Linked DNA regions of Homo sapiens: all the other regions are linked to region 3. A link is a loop called in an ENCODE intact Hi-C map of the cell type or tissue named here. Cell type or tissue: Caco-2. All regions are shown on one strand.

What was found. A loop is a pair of places that touch in the nucleus more often than their neighbours do. Peaks named below come from ENCODE experiments on the same cell type or tissue, not always from the same donor. Only the 100,000 strongest peaks of a DNase experiment are listed, where the experiment ranks them.
Region 1: a loop joins it to region 3, with 6 times the contacts of the local background. A loop is called at or near these places in 6 of 110 quality-filtered maps.
Region 2: a loop joins it to region 3, with 7 times the contacts of the local background. A loop is called at or near these places in 2 of 110 quality-filtered maps.

Annotation. Positions count from the first base shown.
Region 1 is chr6:113,407,215-113,415,214 of GRCh38, forward strand. No RefSeq gene overlaps it. Among named protein-coding and RNA genes, the nearest start is that of LINC02518, 22 kb to the right of the region's middle. In Caco-2, no CTCF peak of the experiment used is centred here; DNase peaks (open chromatin) are centred at 4,007 and 7,467.
Region 2 is chr6:113,428,887-113,436,886 of GRCh38, forward strand. It overlaps LINC02518 (long intergenic non-protein coding RNA 2518), which reads right to left and starts at 4,561. Exons shown (of 2, transcript NR_149098.1): 1 at 4,451-4,561; 2 at 1-92. In Caco-2, no CTCF peak of the experiment used is centred here; a DNase peak (open chromatin) is centred at 4,765.
Region 3 is chr6:113,303,623-113,311,622 of GRCh38, forward strand. No RefSeq gene overlaps it. Among named protein-coding and RNA genes, the nearest start is that of LINC02518, 130 kb to the right of the region's middle. In Caco-2, CTCF peaks have their summits at 3,106 (motif pointing right) and 3,306; a DNase peak (open chromatin) is centred at 3,099.

The sequences.
Region 1 (8,000 bases), 100 kb after region 3:
TTTATTTAGTTGTTTGTCAACCAGTTTTAAAAACTAAAACATATGAGATTTATAACAGATTTACACTTCAAAAACTGATCATTTAAGAACAAATAATTAGGCTTTCCATCTACCCTAAATGTTCAAGAATTTTATGTAGTATGGCCATGACTCTACTTCAACTCCTTTTTATTAATTAACCAACTAATTTCAAATCATAAACAGATAATGATGGTCTTTTTATATATTTAAATATCTTACAAAGTCTGGACAAAATTTGACAAAAGTAAATACTCATATTCTTCATGATGTAATTATTGCTGACTAAAAATCCTATTTTCCCCAGGCTTGACTTAGATGGTCCTGGAACTTTCTACCACTAAAGATCTCTAAAAAGCCATGTGCTAACGGCTTATAGGGAACTTCCTTCTAATATTCCATTTTATCTCTGTAATTGCTAAAATCGCCTGGGAAACTAACTAGATTATTAGTTCATGAGAAGACTTTTATGGGTTTTCTAATGATCCAGATAGTTTATGCCTTACTCCTTCTGACTTTTCCGTGAATTATGTAACTTAATGATGAAACAATGGAAGATTAAATAAATAAATAAATAAAAGTCCTGAAAGGACATTTACTCTTTTTTGCCTCAAAACATTTTATTGATGCTACAGTTCAGGTTATTAATGATTCAAAAAAACAATGGTACAATTTAACTTTAAAAAAAAGTTTATTTTATTTCAAAAACAAAGAAGCAGCCAACCAAACAAACAAAAACATGTAATGAGGACCTACTGTATTTCAGCAAAGCACTAGTTTGGCTAGTGGCGGATATAAGAACATCTAAGACAATGTCATCTCCAAAGAGACTCCCAATTTGGGAGGAAGATAAAACAGATAGACCGCAAATTATAATGCAATTCAGACTTTGAAAATAAGAGTTTTGATGGAGGAAAATGAAAGTGCCTTGGAAGCATAGTGTAGAGGGCAATTAATTCTAAACAAGGAAGGAGACTGGGGTTCCCAGAAAATGTTTCACAGGGAGCATGCATTGGAATTCAGTCTTGATGCTCATGGTGTGTGAAGGGTGGGAATGAGAACTCTGGTTCACTATAGACTTCAAGGAGAGAGAATATCACGACCCAACGCAAAGAGATTTGTGTGCTTTTCTTAATCACTTACCATATTTCATTGAAATGAGTTGTTTAAGTGTCTGGTTTGCCTTTCCTACCACACTTTAAGTTCCTAAGAAGGAGTCACATCTTCACTGCACTACCAAAGTCTCACACAGCGGTGTCCCTTGAATTAAGCAATGACCCAAGTATGTGATTAAATCCATTTCACATTCACCTTGTCTTCAATTGCAATTCAAGTTTTCCAATATTCAAGCTTTTAAGAAGCTATGAGTAATTTTAATGCCACCCTAAATCTTACCAGTTTACTAAGACAATATATTTACCCTCTCAGATCCTCAGGTTTCTAATCTACAAGTTGGGAAGGGGAGAGTAGAGAGGGATGTGGCAGGGAAAGAATAATATCACTTACATCACAGAGATTAGGATAGAATGAGGCAACACGTGTCAAGTGTTCAGCTCCATGATGAACCCATAGGAGATACATTCATTTCTTTCAAAATAAAGAACAATAATTGCATTTCTCATATGCTCAATACTAGCATACGATTTTCTAAAACTTGTCCCAAGGACCCGATTTCCCTGTGGGCTCTTCCAAAAGCATTTCTGGGATGCTGCACAACATGGTCACCTCTAGGAGAATTACACTGCGGGAATTACACTGTGGGAATTACACCACACAGCCACGTGTTAAAGTCTCAAAGAAGTCCTGCAGTAAACAAGTCTGCTTAGCTTTCTTGAGCCCAAAGTTTTTCAAACTTATTTGAACCCAGACTTTTTTCTCATGATGCTGGTATCCATCAAGACACACTTTACAAATTCAAATCTAAAAATTGTACAGGGCTGGGTATGGTGGCTCACACCTATACTCCCAGCATTTCAGGAGCCTGAGGAAGGAAGATCACTGGAGCCAAGGACTTCAAGTCCAGCTTGGGCAACATAATGAGACCCCACCTCTACAAAAACAAAAACAATCCAACAGAAACATTAGCTAGGCATGGTGGTGCATGCCTGTAGTCCCAGCTACTAGGGAGGCTGAGGCAAGAGTTCAAGATTGCCATAATTCCACCACTGCACTCCAGCCTGGGTGACATAGGGAGACTGTGTCAAAAAAGAAAGAAGAAAGAAAGAAAGAAAGAAAGAAAGAAAGAAAGAAAAAGGAAGGAAGGAAGGAAAAGAAAAAAGAGAATATGGTATGGTAGGCCCATTACTTTCACTCTGCCCTACAAATGTCCTTGCCCTTCTTCACATTCTATCACATGCATAAGTAAAAGTAGCAGGAAAGTGGTTCTTTGGTTTGATTTGGTTTTGTGCCTCTGAAATAACCATTTTACAGTATCATGTGTTAAATGTGAGTTATATACTCCCCTTTCCATGAATATTGAGCGTCCTTCTTTAAAATCAAAGTAAAATAATTAAAGACCATGTTATTTTAAGGTTTTATTTATAGTTTTTATTCTTTTAATTTTTTTTACATCTGTGCCATTTGGGTTTACTTATTTATTTTTAATGCAGAGATGAAAGAAGTTTCAGGAAAACCTCTAGAGTGACTCTCACCACCCACGGTTGCCTGGACCTTTAATGGTCTCACCTGGGCTCCGCACTGTCCTACCTCCTGCCACCAGCCCTGGAAAGGACGCAACGTTGTTATCATTTGTCATTCAACACTAGCTAATAATTCTGTGTTGAATTCAAACCTCTTTCATCATAGGTTTACTTTTTAATTATTTTACTTTCACTTTATCCAGGAGTCCCAGTCTGAGGATATATTCACCTTTCAAAAAATATCATATGTAATAATGAAGCCACGTCTCTCATGCTGTGAAACTAGTAAAATAGAAATGTATCTCTCATAAGCTCTGAACTCTAGTAAAAAAGACTGAAAACATTTTAAGTGATAAAACAATAGTAGCATAACATTAAACATACAAATATATGTTTTGAAATTTTAATGGAAAATATATGTAGCCTCCATATCAGATTTTAAGTTGCTCAGTGGCTGAAACAACCTCTGGTTTTTCTTGTTATCCCAGGGTTCTAGTACAGTGTCTTGTACACAGTGTATTCTCAAACATTATTCATTGAGCTAAATTTAGCTCTTTAAAGAGTTAAGTCTTCAGTGGAAGTTATTGCAGGAAAATCTGGATCTTTGAAGAGTAATGAACTGTAATTGCATATCAATTTACTGTGTCTTCACATAACTAAGATCTAAGTCAGCGAAAAAATAAGGTGGCCCAAATGTCCTGAAACTCACAGCATTCTTGATCCTTTAAATCAGAACATATAAGAAAAAATAAAATGTATTTTACATTTGTGTTAGAAATTTTCTTAGCTTGCTAAATAAGCATCTGTATTATCCAGAATTTAAAATGGGGTTGTTATCTTGCCATTCTCAACTTTCAGAAGAGGATACGGGGAGGAGAAAAAGAAAGTGGAGGAGGGGCAAATAGAAAAAGAGAGAGAAAAGAAGGGAGAAGAAGGAAGGGAGGGAGGGAGGGAGGAGGGAGAGAAGAAATCTAGGTTTGCTTATTTGTATATTTCAAGCAACTTTTACAGTTTGTCCAAGAGTGAATCTAAATTAAATTGAATTTCCCTGTATCACTTTTCCTCAAACTTCAGTGTTGTACAATCAGTTTCAAAACAGAAAAGTTTGATAATTAACTAATTTTTCATCAGTCCATTATCAATAAAATTCAATAATGAATCCCAAAATTTAATAATGTAAAAAAATCACTAAATTAAAAAATTCTTATATTTACTTTTGCATTTATTGCTGTTGCACTTTTTAAAAATGCCTTGTTACACATATAAAGGCAAGATCCCCAACTGACATTTCCTCATAGCCTGCATATCATGAGTATCCTGCCTCCTGCTTTGGGTGGGGCTCTTTTCACTTCAGTGTGTTTGCACTTCTCTGTGACAAGGGAAGGCCCCAAAGTCCCACTACTTCTCTCTAACCAATTATGATAAAACCATCTCCATAATATCATTTGGCCTTCACATACCACAAATAGTTTATTTATTTACATAGTAAATCCACTCCTAAATTTTCTTCATTACTCCATAACAGTAAGTTCCCAAATTCATTTTTATGGTGTCAGACCAAAGTCTAAATTTTTAAATAAGGAATTAAAGTCTTGGTCAATTAAATAGTTTTTCCGTTGCACATTCTTGTTGCAAACAAAAAGTTCTATCATTATACTGGCAAAAGGAACTCATCTCAATGGCTACCTTAGGACAAATATTTTGACATTAGTTTGGGCCAAGGATATTAGGAGTTAAGTACTAACTTCTTTGATGATCTCTCAGCATTGATGCAACAGTAACACAAATAGAGACCCTGAATCCATATAGCAATCTTTGGTGATCTGGCGTAAGAAACATGTACATTTTTTAATTCAGTAAAATGAAAAAACTAATAAGTTCTCATAGAACTTGCAAGCTCTGAAGAATACATCAGAATATTTCAATTTACAAAGCACTGCCATTTAGATCTACAGTCTTACACATCAAATTTATTATTTAAATAATGATCCTTAAATACTTTTGGATTCTTTTTTTTTTTTTTTTTTTTTTGTGAGACAGTTTCGCTCTTGTTGACCAGGCTGGAGTCTGGTGGCACACTCTTGGCTCACTGCAATCTCCGCCTCCCAGCTTCATGCAATTCTCCTGCCTCAGCCTCCCGAGTAGCCGGGATTATAGGCGCTTGCCACCACGCCTGGCTAATTTTTATATTTTTAATAGAGACCGGGTTTCACCATGTTGGCCAGGCTGGTCTCAAACTCAACCTCAAGTGATCTGCCTGCCTCAGCCTCCCAAAGTTCTGGGATTACAGGCATGAACCACTGAGCCCAGCCCTGGATTCTTAAATTATCAATTTTTGAAAGTTTTATAAAACAGTTTTTAAATAAAAGATGTTTTTTCCCACCTAAAACATGATTTAATCTGCAGTTTTATTTTATTAATGTGCTCCACTCCACGTGAGTTTTTTTTTCTATTGAGTTTCAGTTGCTGAGACTTGTAATTCAGCATCTGAGTAGTAAAATCATCCATCCAAGACCTGTTAACAAGGACACTCATGAAAAATAGCTTGTAATATCTTCTGCAATTACATGATACTTCTCCTAAACTAATCTTATCGTTGTGAAACTAATAGGATTTTTTTCTTTTTCTTTTTTTTAGTAACTAAGAATTTAGCTTTGAAAGTGGTATTTTCTGCTATATATTGTTGACCATTTCCTTTCTTTCTGAGTTGAATTTTTCCCTTGGAGGTGGAATCATTCTTTCAGGGAAACTATCACTTTATCTGACCGTGTCATCATTCAAAATGTGTATGCCCACAAAAAGATAGAAAATGGAGCAAAATGTCAACATGTAATGAAAATAAAAAACTATGTGACTCTTTGGAATTTGTTTTTTTCTTTGCAGAAAAACCAACTTTGTTTTCCAGAACACCAACCAGATAAGCATCAAATTGTATTAACTGACCATATGGATCTACTCCAAAGAACCAATTTCAGAGTCACTGAGTTTTCTGACTTTGAATAAGATCATATCATTTCTTTGGGCATAATTTGCTGAAATTCAATTTAAATCAGTCTAAACTCATGGCCATTACCTACAAATACCTAGAGTTATCTTGTATCATGAGAGCTAGCAAAATTTCTGTTTTACTCTGATATGAACAATCTTTACTTCTAGGATATTAATTGATATAAAAGGGTATATGTATAAACAAATATGAAATTATCCTTGAGGCATGGAAAATTTGATCCTCTTAAAGAGCTCTTTGGTTTGATGTTGCTTGGTTTGCTTTCTTTTTGTTCTGAGAATTAGCATGACTCAGCAGTCTGTAATGTTAATTGCAATCAAGACCAACAAGTTAATTCAAATAAGGAAACTTCAAGAAAATCATTAAAGTACCAGGCTAGCTATTAATGATGATAATAACAATAATGATATTTTATGTGTCTATAGTTACTTTTTATATGAGCATTTAAGAGGACTTTACTAATAAATACTTTGATTTTACCCAAATAAAGCTACTTTTTCAATTATATGCACTTCTGTAAAATTGCTTCAAATATCAGTATGCATCATACACATAGAAGCCTTGAATTTTAGCACTTGAACCATTTATGCACTTAGTTTATTTAAAGAATATCAGTTTTTTTAATGTTCTAGAAATAGCTTGCATCCTGAAAATTGATTACAGGTGTTATCAAAGTTAAACAGCTATTATTATAAATGATACAAGAGAAAATATAGATATATGCACCTCTTTTATAGGTCAGAAATGGAAATTCTAATGACCTAGAAAAGAACATTTTTGGAAATTTGTCTCATCTCAGTGAAACTTAGGCTTTTTCTTGTTCTTCCAGGTTGAATACTTTAATAGCAAAACTCTTTGTCTTAAAAAATATATATACACATACACATGCCTTGGGTTCAGGGGTGCTCTGATACATTGTAAGTTATCCTAGATGAGAGAGTATCCTAGGAGTGATCATTCCTCCTCTCTGCTGAGTGAGCCCCTCCAGGATGGGGCTGAGCAGTGCATTTATCCCCTAAAAGATAAATTTAGCTCTGTGGTGAAAGGCATTGAGTTGTCAATGGTTCCCTAATGAAACCTTCACTTGGCCGGGCACGGTGGCTCACTCCTGTAATCTCAGCCCTTTAAGAGGCCGAGGTGTGCAGATAACCTGAGGTCAAAAGTTCGAGACCAGCCTGGCCAACATGGTGAAACCCCATCTCTACTAAAAATACAAAAATTAACTGGGCGTGGTGGCACATGCCTGTAATCCCAACTACTCGGGAGGCTGAGGCAGGAAAATTGTTTGACCCTGGGAGGCAGAGATTGCAGTGAGCCAAGATCATGCCAGTGCACTCCAGCCTGGGTGACAGAGCAAGCAAGAAAAGAAAAGTAAAGAAAAGAAGGAAAGGAAAGGAAAGGAAAGAAAAGAGAAAAGAAAAGAAAAGAATAAGGCCTCTGTGGCTGGAAGCTGGTAAGGGACAAAAGATAATCTTAGAAACAGGGTCCAAATCCTATGGGATCAAGTAGGTTGTGATAAGGAGTTTCAATTTTGCATTCATTTCAATAGGAAGATATTAGAATGCTAAGAAGATCACCACAAATGTGCTTGTTTGAAAACTAATAATAATGGTAGTAATAATAGCAACAATTCAAAAATAACAGTGGTTTGGATTTTCTCTCGCCAGCCCTCACTCTCCTCCAAATGAGATAAGAAAGGTGTCACAGTGCCAGGGAAGTATAATAACATCAGAAGGGGTGAAACCTGTGCAGAGCTCTGAAGCATTGGCAGAGCCTGGCCTGGTGGCCAGCAAGAGGCTAATGGTGCCAATTACCAACAGAGGGAGCCTGGAGATGGAGCAGACTCCTGGAATATGATGATGGAGGAGACTGACTCATTTTTGGATATTTTATGAGTAAGTAGTCTATTGGAATATCCAGGCGGATTTTTTCAGCAGACCTTTGTAATAATGTCAGAAGAACCGTCTGACATTATTATAAAGAACTTAAGATAGAACTGTAGATTTGGGAGCCCTAAACATACACAGTGATCAGCATGTACGTTTTTTGTATTTGTGAATTAAACATGGTTTAAAAACATTGAACAGTCTATTTTTTGAGAGAGTAAAATTCCTAAGAGACAGAATGTTAGAAGATATTTACAATCTGTGTTGTAGTAACCAACAGAGTATATAGTGACTACTAAAACCTGGGAGCCGTTTTTTTTTTTGTTTTTTTTTTTTGTTTTTTTTGTTTTTTTTTTTTTTTGAGACAGAATCTTGCTCTGTTGCCCAGGCTGGAGTGCAGTGGTGCAATCTCGGCTCACTGCAACCTCCACCTCCTGGGTGTAAGCGATT
Region 2 (8,000 bases), 130 kb after region 3:
AGGACAGCCAGTACATAGGCTCCTCTGCTGAGTCACCATGTGGCCAAGACTGCCACATACTTAGCTGCAGAGAAGTAAAAATCAATTTCCACCTGTGGTAAGGAAAAACATCCACATTGTAAAGGTCAAATGGAGTCTTCTACGGATCTTAAAACTAAGGTATGTTAACATTAACTAATATATAGTACATATTCACTGCCACATTTGTTCATAAAATATGAGATATTTTCATTTAAGTCACAAATTAATTAATTAATTAATTTATTTATTTATTTATATCAAGAGGTTTTTATAAACCAAAAAAAAAATTCCAGTGTGAGAGGTTAAGTGCACCAGTAAGGTCAATAAATAGTTATCTCCTTTCCATCTTCTCATTTTTTATCATCAAGCCTGACATCTACACTAAACTGGGAAACAATACAACAGACAGTAGTCTCTTTCTCCCTCTCTACCTGACCTCATAACTGCACACATACATAAATGCATTTTCAGATACAACAAAATTAAATACAACAAGAAAGCTGATTTCTTGGAAAATCCAGATTCCAAGATTAATAACTTGATGTGTTTCAAATTACATCTATAGAAATGTGTGGGATTGTTTTGTTGTTGCGTTGTTTGGTTTTGCTTTTGTAAAAGGAACTTTAAGGGACATTTACTAAATATCTGATGAAACTCATTACTCTTTAACCATGAATCTAGTAATGCTTTGATCAAGGCATTCAGTGAAACCCGGTCTCTCTGCTGCCATTAACATCATTTACCACATCTTCACTACCTGTCCTAGGCTATACTTGAGTGAAGACACCCTGAAATTATCATGGGGTGATTTTATGATATTGGTAAAAATTAAATTAGTCGAAGCTTTTTCTTTGTAAGCTAAGCACCCTTTACACCTAACTGTGATGCCTTGCTTCTGAACTGTGATTTCCAGGTAATGACTCTTACTAGAAGGACAATAAAGGTGCAAATGAAGGGCACAACTTGAAGCCTTCAGGGTGTGGAGTTTGGAAGAGATGCTGTTATGAATGAATTGCTGATCCTACCTTACTTCGTTGGAGAGAAAACTCTAGCCCCAACTGTTTGAGAGATTTTGCCCAAGGGCCTCATTAGTAGTAAATTCAGGGTTAAGAATCCAACTCTTTTGCTTTACAAATCAGAATCCTGTCACTTATGTCACGATGATGCAGAAAAACAAACTAAAATTTGTCATTGCAAGATAATGAAACTCTCTCCTGAAAAAGTTATTTTGTACTAGACTGTTGCAATAGTGCAGATCTACTTTGATGTGTCAGGTTTGGCTCAAGCACCGTGCTTCCAGGGAGTTTTCTGGTGATCCCATGCTCTGTACCCTGCACCTACATCTGCTATGGGAGACCCTTCCTCTCCTTCCCCTCTGTATTTGTTAATATGCTCACACACAGCATTATAATCACTTTTGTACACCTACTTTCTCCACTAGATGTTAAATTCATTGAGAATATAATAGTATAAAATGAAGTTTGTTAAATGAGTAACGAATAAAGAAAATGTAATAATTCAATTTTTTTTCTTTTGAGGCAGGGTCTTGCTCTGTTACTCAGGCTAGAGTAGAAATGGCTTCATTAAAGCCTTGAATTTCTGAGCTCAAGTGATTCTCCCACCACAGCCTCCCGAGTAGCTAGGACTACAGGCACACACCATCACATCTAGCTATTTTTTTTTTATTTGTAACTTTTCATAGAGATGAGGTCTCTCCATGCTTCCCAGACTGACCTTGAACCCCTAGGTTCAAGTAATCCTCCTGCCTCAGCCTCCCAAAGTGCTGGGGTTACAAACATGAGCCTTCATGCCCAGCCTATTTTTTTTTATTTCAAAGCAATAAGAATAATAATGCCAGCAATAAGATTGTTGTGAAGTTTAAATGTGATGTTTTAACACTTGTTAAGTGCTTCACATAAGGCATTTAACCATGTCAAGCTACATATTAGTGTCTCAGTAGCATCTATCTATTGAATGCTTACTCAATCTTCTTCTGAAACCATCAAAAATTGTTACAAGCCTTCTATGTACTAATGATTGCACTTTTAGTATCCATTGATTAAGAAAGAATAAATTGGTGCTTGACTTTGCAACTCTGCAAATCTCCAAGGGTCCCTAACCCATAGGTGAGAATCTCATGAACTGTAGATTGTCCCAGGACCTAGAATGAAGCTTATAGTTCATCATGAGAGCCATTATGGCAGAGCAAAACACCCACAACACAAGCAAAGCACAACAGTCTGAGAGCAATAGAGGAAGGGACAATAAAGGAAAGACAGCAGGTCTCATTGCTTCCTACTCTTCAGAATCCCCACAGATTCATAGGTTATTGCCAGTATGCAGCTACTTCACCGTCTGCAATCCCTTGCTCCACAAAAATACCTACTGTTCCTAGGCAGCACCACATACATACTCAACAGTAGCTTGAGGAGGCTGTGTTAAAATAAAATAGACAGCCTGATTATGTTTCTTATGAACCTAAAGAATTCCAACTAGATTTCTTGTACTCTTTTTTTTTTTTTTTTCTAAACCTATTAGTTAGAACTATCCCAGTTTCACATGATGGAAATGCAACCTTAACTGTTTAAACAAACAATATGGAGACAGGTGTAAAGAATGTATTAATTCACTGAAAAGTCCAAAAATAGGATAGGTTCAGACACGACAGTGTCCAAGAACTGAAAAATAAGTCACCAAAACTCAGTTTCTTTCTCATTGTGATTTCCTCCAAAGTAGGTAATACTTTCAAACAGGTTCTCCCCACATGATATAAAGGTTAGCTGATAATAACCACAGCAGAAAGTAAGGTTCTTTCTCCCAGTGGCTTCCCAAAAAAATCCCATAATTGGCAGCCAGGTTTCTATGCTTTAGGTCAAAACAAATCACAGTGATGGAGGGGATATATTGTTTGGACCAACATAGTTTACTTGCGGGATACCAACCATTCTGCTTTATCAGGACTGTCCTGGTTTTAACATTGCAAGTCTTTTGTCCCAGAAAACTTCTCCACTTCAGGCAAACTAGGATGTTAGTCACCCCAGTTTACATTTGTGCTACTAGGCTACACATGTTTTTTCCATACTACGGCACTCAGTGGGCATAATAACAGGGATGAAATGCTAAGTGGGGGGAAAATGTCCTCTACATTGACCTGCGAACTATTGAAATGTGCTGACACGGTGGCCACATGTGCTCATTGAGCACTGAAATACAATGGTCTGCAATTAAGTTTGAGGGCTGAATTAAAATGTGCATTAAATATAAAATACCAACTAGATTTTAAAAAGTTACTAGAAAAAATAATGTAAGAGATATTAATAAATTTATATTTGCATGTTAAAATGATAATGTTTTGAATATAGCTAAATAAAACATTATTAAAAATTAATTTCACCAGTTTCTTCTTCCTTTTTTAATATGGCTATTAGTAAATCTTAAATTACACATGGCTCACATTATATTCCTGTTGGATGGCACTGTGATAAGATTTTTTAAACAAAGTTAATAAAGTATTTATGTCATGTATAGGCGGAGGACATTAAAAAGATATTTTGAGTATGCAGACACCTTAAACAATAAATGATAAACGAATTACGTAGAAAACATCCCAGGCCCACAAAAAATGAAGCACAATAATGTCAAACTCAATACCAAATTCATGTGCTCAATCATTTCTGTCCTCATTGGTGCCAGGACCAGCATAAGTTCTGGGGCTTCAGGCCCAACTGCCAAAAGAGGTTTGTCCTTCAGAAACCCACAGACCAGAAAGGAAAAGAGACAGGTTTAAAAAAAAGTTATACAAAATTATGTTGTGAGTAATACAATAAGTTCCAGCATACACAATCTGTTTTGATTTAATTATAGTAATTACATCATCTACATAATTTTTGGTTTATTCAATCCATACTCTACATGTTCTCTTTCTATTGCATGTCAACTTCCTTGAGAGCAGAAGTATTGCATTAATAAGTTTTATGCAACCAATTGCTTTTCTTTCAGTGCTTCCTTTTTATTTAATGATCAAATGTTTCTTCATCTCATATTTACTCTCCCCAGAGTCAGGTTAGCCCAGTGAAATCTAATGGGCTTAGGGTCAAATATTGCCAAAGTCCCTTACCAACTTGCTTACCTACTGGGAGTGTGTAACCCCTCTGCGCCTCATTTTCCACCAACAACATTGAGAAACAGGATACTCAGTGTCTCTTTGACACATACACACTCATATTCACACACACAAATTCAGATCATTGCTTGCAATTTAGCTTATTATTGTTAGTCATCTGAACATATCAAATACTTCCAAACACTCCAACTCACTGGAGTTTTGCTCCCTCAATATATCTATTTTTAAGCACTGGAAGGGGGTTCTACATGCCAGCAATTTGGTTCCCTCTAAACATCCTTGAAAATGTTTATTTGAAAAGATTACCTTGTTTTCCTTCAGGATTAAGACATGGTCACTGCAGACAGAGATGATTTGGAAAGATGGCAAGCAGTTTTTGATAGCTCCTCAGAGACTCCCCTTGTTAAATGAATATACCTGCAGAAAAAACAAAATGCATTCCAGCCCACACACGTTAGAGACATTTTTCAAACACCTAGATGAGAGAAGATAGCTATTACAAATAACATATTTGTTGGAGAGAGTGAAGAAATCACAAACTGGCTTGGATAAATACTATTAAATGCATACTTTGCCTGCCGATTGCGACAGTTTCCCTCTGGCACTCACTGACAAGCTTGGCTCCAGCTGTAAATTAGGTTGCAAAACTTCCTTGTCAGAGAACTCGCCCTGTGAGGAGGACTCAACCCTGGCTCTGAATCTGCAAGGACAGAAAAATCAATGTGACAGAGAAGCAGTTGCTTGTGTCAGGCCTCACCAAGGAGAGAAAAGGCTTTAAATTAATCATGATTTAAGGATGCTGGCAAAACAGTGCAAAGGCACATTCCTGGTGTCTCTGAGAAAAGGGAAAAAGGAGCCTGGAGCACTTTGCGGATGCTCCCCACAGATCCTGCCCTTCTGTTATAAACAGAATTCAGTGTTTACTGTGGGGATGAGAAAGCACTATGGATCTCGTGTAAACAGATAAAATGCAACAAGACTGATAAAAGTTTGGTGAAGCAGTATTGGTCAGTGTGTAGCATGGGGATAAATGAAAGTTTCATCTTCTCTCCTAGAACCTATGAATGAATTAAATCACCTGGGAGGATTTCAGGTCATATAGTAAATTTTGATGTCCCACAATAAGAAAAAGCTGGCTTGAACCTCTTATCTGGAGAGGGATCAAAAATCGCCTTCTGGAGATGCCTTTTTAAAAAATGTCTCACCTATGTTGGACAATGGGGACATCTGGATGAGGGAAATCAATTTTTTTGCCTGGCTTATGCTTTGGAGCAGTGGCTTTAAAATGTCCAAAAAGACCTACTAAGATTACTGTTAAACTGCCACCATTATATGGTACCAGTGAAGCAGTGAGCCCCCAAGGTAGAGGTAAGACCTACCTCAGATGTCAGTCACTGTTGGCCAAGGAAGATCATGTTAGGAAACATCCACCTCTGCTACCAATTTAGGCAATCGAGTCTCTGCACTAGAGAAAATGACATCCCGGACAGCTGATTTCAGACAGACTTTGTTCCTGTGTCAGGTACCACACCTTTCCAGTTTGGGTACAAGAACTCAAGTCAATGAGCCAGATTCATTTATTTTCATAAGTCGTCTCTGACTACAGGACCAGGGTTGCTCTGGGCCTTCGACTGGCCTCAACTATGTCAGTTGTTTGTCATGATGACACAACCATTATTCTCCAGTTTTTTCCCCTACAAGTGGAGAGACATCCAATGAGGACCAAACAGGATTAGACCCTATTGTTAAAAGTTTCCTTTGGCTTTATTTTATAGTATCATCTCTATCATCATAAATCAATCATGAAACACAAGATGTTCCACCAAGCACTACACAAGCGAACTACATAGATGTTGTACCTACCCACTAGGGCTTGTGATAGAAACGACAGAGCACTTAAACTATGCAAATATGACAAGTCCCTATAAACAACAGAGTACAGAAGTTAAATCAGCAGGAAATAGAAAATACAAGCATATGCAGAAAACTGAGTGGTAGGGATGAACAATACTGGTAAATATTATTACTATACACTTTTAAAAAAATAGGGAAATCTGAAATCCGAGATAAGAAAAAGAAAAAATTTATACAGCTATGCTGCACTAGAAACATGAACAGCTAACACATAGCCTCATTATAATAAAACCTTTTTGGCAACATTGGGTAACAAGCAGCTTCCAAAAACAACACCATTCCAATATTTTATTTAAAAAGAAAAAGAATGTGTAGCCATCAGTGCAATTTTCCTTGAAAATGAACAGGTTTCATTTGTACCAAGGGAAATTACCAGAAAAGCTGTAGACACTCCCTCTCAGGAGATCTTTATAAATAGTATAACTTTTCACCTGTTTTGTGTGGCTCTCTCAGAAAGCAGATAATAGGCAAGGAAATCCTTTCAAAATCCTCTTTCTGTGTCTCATTCTGGGTTATTCTCCAGTTATTCCACCTATTTGCCTTTGCCTCATCTTGCAGTCAACACTCTTGAGAAAGGACAGTTAAAAAGGAAGAAACAAATAGATGTCAGCACTCCTGAGAGAAAGCTAGAATAGCTAATAAATACACAATCCTTTATATATTCCAAGAGCTACTTAGTGCTCTACCGGAGTTTTCAAATAGAAGAAAAATCTGTTGCAATCTTCTTGTCTAGACCAAATCCATAGCCAACAAAAACCTTTCCATATGCCAAGTCCTAAGCTGAACATTTTATATGAGTGGTCTTATTCAATCTCACCACAACCCTATGAAATAGGCATTTTATTATTCCCATTTTATAGATCAGAAAGCAGAGTCTTAGAAAGATTTTCTTGCACAAACTAACAGAAGTGCGATCTGTTGGAGCTAAGATTAGTGTAATTAGTTTCCTATGGCAGCTGTAAAAAAATTATAATAAACAAGTGGCTTAAGATGACACACATTTTTGCTTGGGCCCAGGAGTTCAAGACCAGCCTGGGAAACATAGGAAGACCTCATCTCTACAAAAATAAAAAATTAGCCTCACGTGGTGGTGCACACCTGTAGAACTAGCTACTCAGGAAGCTGAGGCAAGAGGGTTGCTTGAGCCTAGGAGGTCGAGGTTGCAATAAGCTATGACTGTACCACTGCACTCCAGCCTGAGCAACAAAGTGAGACCCCCTTCTCAAAATAAATAAATGCATAAATAAATAACACAGTTTTTTTCTCTTACAATTCTGGAGGTCAGACTGCCAAAATCAGGTACAGTGGGCTAAAATCAAAGAACCAGTAGAGCTCTTTCTGGTGGCTCTGGAGGAAAATCTGTTTCCTTACCTGTGCCAGGAGGGATGCAGTCCTCATTCCTCAGCTTCTGGACTGGCATCACATCCCCTTTCCTCTTCCTGTTCTTTCGTCACATCCCCTTCTCGTCTTCATCAAATATTCCTCTGCCTCCCTCTTATAAGGATATTTGTGATGGCATGTAGGACTTACCTAGATAATCTAAGACAATCTCCCCTTCTCAAAATCCTTAATTACATCCACAAAATCCCTTTTACCATATAAGGCAGCATTCATAGGTTCCCAGAATTAGGACCTGGATACCTTTGGGAGCTGTTACTCTGCCTACCACAATTAGCATTCCAACTATCTCCCATTCTCTTAAGCAGTATACGATCTTTTTTTATAGATGAGTAATTCCTAAAAAGCTGAATGACTGATTGTCAGCAAGTGAATGGGTATCTCATATAAATTAAAGAGGTAAAAGTAAGTCATTTGTATGGATGGTAGCACAGTATTGGCAAGAACCCTGGACTTGCAGTCAGAAAATGGAGTTTGTTTTCATTAACTAGACATGCAAACTTGGACCAAACACTACATCTCTTGGTATCAGGAATAATAAAGA
Region 3 (8,000 bases):
TCCAAATCAGTGAACATTTCCAATCAATTATCTATATGCACATTGCGTTATTTTACATACACCACACACACACACACACACACAGCATTCCAAACACCATAAAAAGTCTTGAGAGAAATGCTTCATAAGGTCAAAAATCTCTGCCATTGGGAGTTTTGTTACTGATGTATCTCTAGTGCCTACTAAGATAGGCCCTTTATAATTAATTAGTAATATAATTTCTAAGTTAATAAATTAATACAAATATGCAATAGAAAAGGAGACTTCAATAGTGATTAGAAAGAATCCCCAGTGAGTCTAGAAATGATTTTGCAGTGAAGCAACAGTTTTAGTATTAATTTTAAAAAGGAGAGAAAAAACAAGACCAACCTGGAAGGCCCCATTGGTAAGCTGGTTACCTGTGGTCTTTGGAAATGGTTATCATGACTGGGACTTTTGGAAAAGATCCAGAGAGGACACTATCTATTTAATTAGCCAAATGAGGGCCAGAACGAAAACCAATTTGGCCTTCCTTTGTCACCAAAGATCATTCAAATTTCAAATGAATTTACTGTGTTCATGCTCAAGATGGGCATATCCCATAAATATGAACTTTCTATTGAAAAATTCCTGTGGTAAGGGTTTCTGTTCCATATTTTGTATATGGGAGAGTGCCAATAAGGGGGTGCGGTAATGCTGGGGACAATTAAACTAGGAATATTTCAGGGAATTTGTCTGACTGTACTGACATTGGTTTGCCCAAATATGAATAAGTTCCTGTCTTAAGATGCTCAAAACTCAGAGGGATTGAATTATAAGCAAAGGAATGTTACTATAAGAATACTAAAAATATGAGAATTTTTAAATAAATAAAGGACAGAAACCATAAAGGAAAAACAACAACCAGCTAGCCATACAAAACTGTAAATGTTTATTTGACTAAAGATGACATAAAAATGTTAATCCACAGTCACAAAAATGTTTTCCATTTTAAATATTGAAGTAAGAGTCTCTAGTCAAATGATAACCAAACCATGTGAAGAGAATAAATACATAATTCACAATAGAAGATTAAAGAATCAAATGTTAACTAAAAATTTTTATTACTCCAATAGTAAAACAATGCTAATAGGATCAATATTTTCATCTATTAGACAGAAAATAATTTAAAATATTGATATTATCCAACTATAAAGTGTTCTCAAGGGTATAGGTAAATAGCTTCTCATGAATGTTCTTTATAAATAATAAATTGATTCAACTTTTTTGAGGTCAAGTGGGCATTTTTAATCAATAAGAATGATGATAAGTATTTATTACGCATTATATATTGCATAAGTATTTATGCCTTAAATACTTTATGTTTATTAACATTTGGTTTTTACAAGGACTCTGTGAGGTAGATATTGTTATTATTCTTCCCTACTTTGCAGAGGAGAAAACTGAGTCATGGAGAGGTCCAATAGCTTACCTAGTTAAAAAAGAAAAAAATTATACAACTAGGAAGCAGAGACAGTGGAATTTGAACCCATATACTCTGGCACCAAAGTTTGTGGCCTTAACTTTTCTGTAATACAACCCTATAGTGTTTCATATATTGTTTTTAAATGTGCCCAAGATTTTATTTTTATTCGAGGATGGTGAGGCTAACAGATCAAGAAACAGGGTTATCAAAAAGACAGTTTGTTGCTCACAGTTCCCAAGAGAAGGGACATGCTAAACCACACAGGGCCACCTGGGCAGCACCCAGGTCAGGCAGGTGGGAGAAGAAGCAAGAGGAAAGCACGGGACACAGCCTTTGTTATAGTCTTCACAGGAAGGAATGGACAAGGCAAGGGAAGCAAGCTGTGCAGTCTTAGGACTGGGTAGTTTGAATAATTTCAGTGGGCTCTGAGATACAGGGGTTATCTCTAGTTGCCTGATACCCAGCCCTGGGATAATTTGGACAGATGAATATTGCCTCCTGGAGTATAAGAACCAGACAGAATAGGTGGTTGAGAGTATGGACTTGGGATTGGTTGATTCGTATATCAAAAGCACACTTTTAGGCCAAAAAAATAAAAGTGTGCTTTTGCTATACAAACCAACCAATGGTTGCTTTTTTGCTATGTCTAGGAATAATCTAACCTTGGAAGGGGCAATCTGTCCAGGGACAGAAACACTCCAGATGCCAGAGCATCAAGAATAGAGAAAATAAGAAAATATGCTAATGCATGTATGTATTTTATTTGACTCACTAATTTACTATCTAGGGTTTTATACTATAGAAATCCATGCGTAAGCAGAGATGTGTAACACAAATGCTCAATGCAACACTGCTTGCGACTGCTAAAACTTGGAAACAATATATATATTTATCAAGAGCAGGTAGTGGGATTGATTTTGCTATAAACAGAATGGGTTGTGCAAATCTTAACAAGAGGAGAGATGACTATGTGCATTGACATGGTAGGCTGTATGTACAGTTATATTTACATGAGAAAGGCTGAGAAAGATGAAAATACTTTCTGCTTCATACACTACTGTATTGTTTCAGTTTTCATAAAGAGCCTATTCTACTTTTCATACTTTTGATAAGGATTATTTTCTGTTTTATATCCTAATAACAGAAGAATATATAAGTTAATTTGAGTGATAAGGGACTAACTGCAAATAAAAGATCAACTGCGGTGTCACTTTTGAAGAAAATACAATGATCCTGGTGTTTGTAGAAGCTGTGCCTACAGAGAAGGAAGTCAGGCTCTAGCAAATCACTGTTAGAGGTAGGGATGTTTCTGAAGAATTCTAACCACTGGCCACAAGACAACAACAGTTCTATAAAGTTAGTGGGCATCAGAACCATGTGAAGGGCTTATTACAACAAGATTGAGATTCCTGCTCCTCACCTCCAAAATTCATGATGCAGAGGGTCTGTGGTGGGCCCCAAAATGTGCATTTCTAACAAGTTGCAGGTGGTGCTGATGCTGCTAATCTGGGGACCACACTTTGAGAACCACTACTCAAGAGAATGAGCTATTGAATGAGGACACTAATTCAGAGGAGACTTTTTAACAGCTTTGAGTAGAGGCTGGCTCAACTGACCTTGACAAAGGAGCAACCAGCCATACCTGTGAGACTGGGTGAACGAAGCCTGCCAGCAGAGGGCAGTGCAAGAAATAATAGGCACCCCAAGTGTGAACAGAGCTATTGTTCTAATTTCACCTGACTTAACTGCATGACGAGAATCCGAAATGATTCACTGTTTAAGTAAGGTTAAGTAGTGATTCTTCAACATAGCTGTTTTGAGTGATCAACTGCAAGGTAAATATTTTGGGGTCGATCCTCAGGCCTGGAATACTCACATGGCCAAGTCATATATTGGTTATGGAGGATCCCAAAGGAGGCAGTGAAAAATCTTACAGCTTAAAAGCCCAGTTGTCAGGGATATTATTTGGCAAAAATATGTTTCAACTTCTCTATATGAGTCTCTTCCATTTCCATTCATATACTCCCTTGTCGAACTTGACTCTGTGAAGGGCAACACTAAATTTTACCTCCTTTGCTAAGATATTGATATGAGAGTGGTGTGGAAAATATGTCACTTTCTCATGAAAAAAATAATAGGAAACCCTGAAACTTTGCTCTAAACTTTAGCCAAATTGACTCACGAAGTTTAATTTTGGTTATCATTTCATGTTCAAAATTCAGGACAAAATGGTGAAAGAAAATACTAGATAGTAGTTTTGTTACATTTGTTTTATTATCTCAAATCGGGTTTCTGTTACAAAATATGTTTAGAGCTACTATCAAAAATAGTGTCATCATATTGATCTGAATTACAGAATGGTAAGGTACTGAGCATTTGGTTCAATTTTGTCACTTAAAGGTAGCATTGGTCATGCCAATTGATGACAAGGGCATCAAAAGGAGCAATAGCGACAAAGGGAGTACTATTAACATATGCTGTTTTATAAATAAAGTCCAAGATTTGAACCAAAGTAATCCAAGCTGAAACACTGGCATTTTACATAGAGTCAAATATTATCACCAATGTGAAATGCATTACAAGGTAGAAAAATACATTTCCTATTGTTTTCAAAAGATAATATCTATATTTTATGTTTGATGTTTATTTATTTATTTATTTATTTATTATACTTTAAGTTTTAGGGTACATGTGCACAACCTGCAGGTTTGTTACATATGTATACATGTGCCATGTTGGTGTGCTGCACCCATATATGAGTTAATGGGTATGTTCGATGTTTAAATCAGAAAGTTGTTCCGCCAAAATCTGAGAAATTAAGAACTTTTTATGTAACTCTATCACTTCTTTCTGAAGTATGACATGCCATATTATGTGATCATAGCAATAATCTAATTGCAATGACTAGTTCTTACACCACAGATTTTCAGACTCACTGTGGGATGGATAGTAAAGGATGGCAATGGTTGGTTAAATAGGGAAAAAGAATACGGACCAATGAATATGCAGGATGAATGAACAGCATTTACTGATGAACAACACAATTCCCCTCTATTAATACCAAGGACTGAATTACAACTGAGATCCTTGCTCTTCACACACTGGCAAAGACCTTTGGCAGCAGAGGGCTGAGTCATTTTTATCTGCCGTGTTGCCATGGGATTCTACTGCCCTGGAGATCCTTCTACTGGCACCTGTAGCACCAGCAATGTGCATCACTCGCACTGGGAACTCTCTCAGGGAAGAAGCAGAGACAACCCACCTGCGAACTTTTCAAAATCAGAAAGTGTCATTTTTGCAGTGATTGAGTTATCTCTTTTCCATGAATGAGCATAGCTTGATCATTTTTGCTTTTAACCTGATGTCACTAAGAGCTGTATGTGTGTGTGTGTCTGTGTGTGTGTTTAAGTATAACTGACTTCTAATGTATCAATATGACAAATGAATTACTGGATTGACTCATTTTTTCTCTGAGCACAGAATATCAAGATGCATATCATTAAGCTCTGCTATTCTGTCTTGCTCAGAAAAAACTGAAAAAAATAAAAAACTTAAAATATTCAACATAATTAATCACCAATTAATACTGAAAGCATATGTTATATTTTAAATGCCTGAAATATATATATTTTACATTTTAGGGTAAGAATGAGTCTATCTAGTTAGGCAAAATTTCCATGAGATAGCATTCATCCATTTATATTTTATGATTACTCAGAGCCCTGGCTGAAATTTAGGTTTTACTTCCAATAAAGAACATTTTTCTTAGATTAATAATATCATAAGACCAAAGAGGAATGTTTGAACTTATTAAAAATAGATAACTCTTCAAATATGCTAGAACAATTTAGAAAAATTGATTTACATTTAAATAATTTATGTATTTATATGATTATTATCTGTCTGATAAAATTTTATCTGTTGCTGTCTAAGATTATTCTACAATAATTCATTAACATAATTTGAAAAATTCTCGGCACTTAAAAGTCATTCAACATTTCTTTAGAATTTATGTTCTACATGAATTTGTGAACAGAGAAGAGTAATAGAACTCAGAGCTCAATATTTTGTTTCTTTACAATTCTATGAGAAATGCATAATTTTATGAAAATTTAAAATTTTTGATTCAACTGATATTTATGGAATGTTTACTATGTGCCAAAAGGCATTAGTTGCTATGACAAAGACTGAAAGATGTCTATCCCATGTTCAATCTTTACTTCTTCCTGAGCAGAACTCTGTTTTCTGTTGGGTGTGGGAATGGCAGTGTATCTAACTGAGAAACTGCATTTCCCAGCTTTCTTTTCAGATAAAGAGGCCACATGACGAAGATCTGGCCAGTAAGTTGTAGTAGAAGGTGTACAGTGAGCTGATTTGGCCAGATGTCAGCCCTTCCATCTTTCTTCAGCTTGTTGCTTGGAACAAAAAATTGAGGGCTGGAGTTCCATGATAAAAACCAGCATTCAAAAGAGAGGGAGAGAGAGAGAATGAGGGAGAGAGGGGGGAGCGAAGGAGAAGGGGAGAGGAGGGAACAAAAGGGGAGGGGAAGGAAGGGAGAATAAAGAGAGAAAGAGAGAGAGAGAGAGAGAAGGAGATTTACTATAAACAATTGTCTCATGAGGGTATGAGGGCTGACAAGTCCCAAGATGGGCAATCAACAAGCTGGGGGTCCAGGAGAGCCAATTGTGTAGTTCCAGTCTGAAGTCCAGTAGGCTCAAGTCCCAGGAAGAACTGATGTTTCAGTTTAAGTGGAAAGAGAGGAGAAGACTGATGTCCCTGTTTGGAGGCAATCAGGCAGCAGGAATTTCTCTCTTATTTAGCCTTTTGGTTCTATTCAGACCTTCAACTGATTGACTAAGGCCCAGAAACTTTAGGGAGGACAATCTGCTTTACTCAGTCTACCAATTTAAATGTTAATCTCATCACAAACACCCTCATAGCACACCCAGAATAATGTTTGACCAAATATCAAGGCCATCCATGACCTAGTCAAGTGGACACATAAAACTAACCATTATAGTGATATGACACAGCAGCCCTGAACAGTGTGCTTCTACATTTCCTCTGTGTGAAAGAGGAATAAATCTCTACATTGTTTAGCCCACTGTTTTACAGACCTCTTGCAGCCAAATGCAATTTCTAGCTGATATAGTGACTACAGCCACATAGGATTATCTGAATTTCCCACAAATATTTTAGAATTTCAAACATCATTTCGCATAAGAAATGCTCAGCAAATACATTCTAATGTTGATATCTAAGATCAGGACAAAATCTCTACTAAACTAATTTATATGACTATAATCCATAAATTAAACCATATTATGTTATAAAAATTCTTTCTTACTTAAAAAATCCCAGTTTTCTTTCTTTTATGTTACTTTCCATTCATTTCACCTGGTTAATTCACATTCATCTTTCAGAATTATGTGTCAACCCTTCCAGGGAGTTTTCCAGACATGAGGTATTTCTCCCAAGTTCTCCATTAGCACGCTGCACTTGCTACCTTCTGTTATTTTGAATACTTAGTCATCTGATGAGTTCTCAGAGAACGGATGTTTTATTGAGGCTTCTTTTCTTCTAAATATTTGGGGCCTCATGTGAGGAGGGCTAAGTTAATTTTACTTCTGAATTCATTGCATATTATCTCACTTTGTTCTCACAAAACCATCCAACACCTAGTACTAATTTGTTTACTCACTTACTTAAACCCTTTTATCTCTATATACACTCCAATTTCTCTCTGTTATCCCATAGGCAACCTGAGTAATGTGTTCATGTGTACCGTCATATTCATACATGTCCTTGTAAATTGTTTTGTTTCACATGCAGGTATTTAACTTTTTTATTAAAGGTGTTATGCATAGTCTGTGTTTTAATTTGTTAACTAAACATATTCTGTATTTTGATTTGCTTATTCAATACTATATTTTTAAGATCCCTTCATGGTGCCATGTATATATTTAATCAATTGCATCTAGCTGGAGCATAATGTTCTCTTTAATACAGCTGCCACAATTTTCCTATTTATTCTCACAAGGACATTTTAGTGGTTCCAAATTCCCATCACCACATAACTAAATAACAAGCATTCATTTACAATTCCCTTTAGATTGTGAGAATTTGTGTGTGTGTACAATATTTATATATATTATAAATACATACACATATGTGTATAATGTATGTTTTTATGTATACATATATTATATGTACATACATGTGTGTATAAGTGTGTATAAATGTAACTATCTCTTAAAAGCTGTATTGCTGGGTCACAGGAAACTCACATGTTTAATTTGACTAAGCAGTGCAAAAATACTCTCCAAAATAGCTGAACCTATCTCCTCTCCTACCATAAGCATATGAGAATATCAATATGCCAATGTCCTTACCAACATTTGGCATTACTTACCTTCCAAATTTTTAGCTGTCTAGCCATGTAAAATGGTATTTTGTTTTTTATTTTGCATTTCTCTGATTACTGATATATTTAAGAATCACTTTACATACTTCTCAGGCTTTTGGGGGTTCTTCTTTTCTGTATCATTGTGCATTC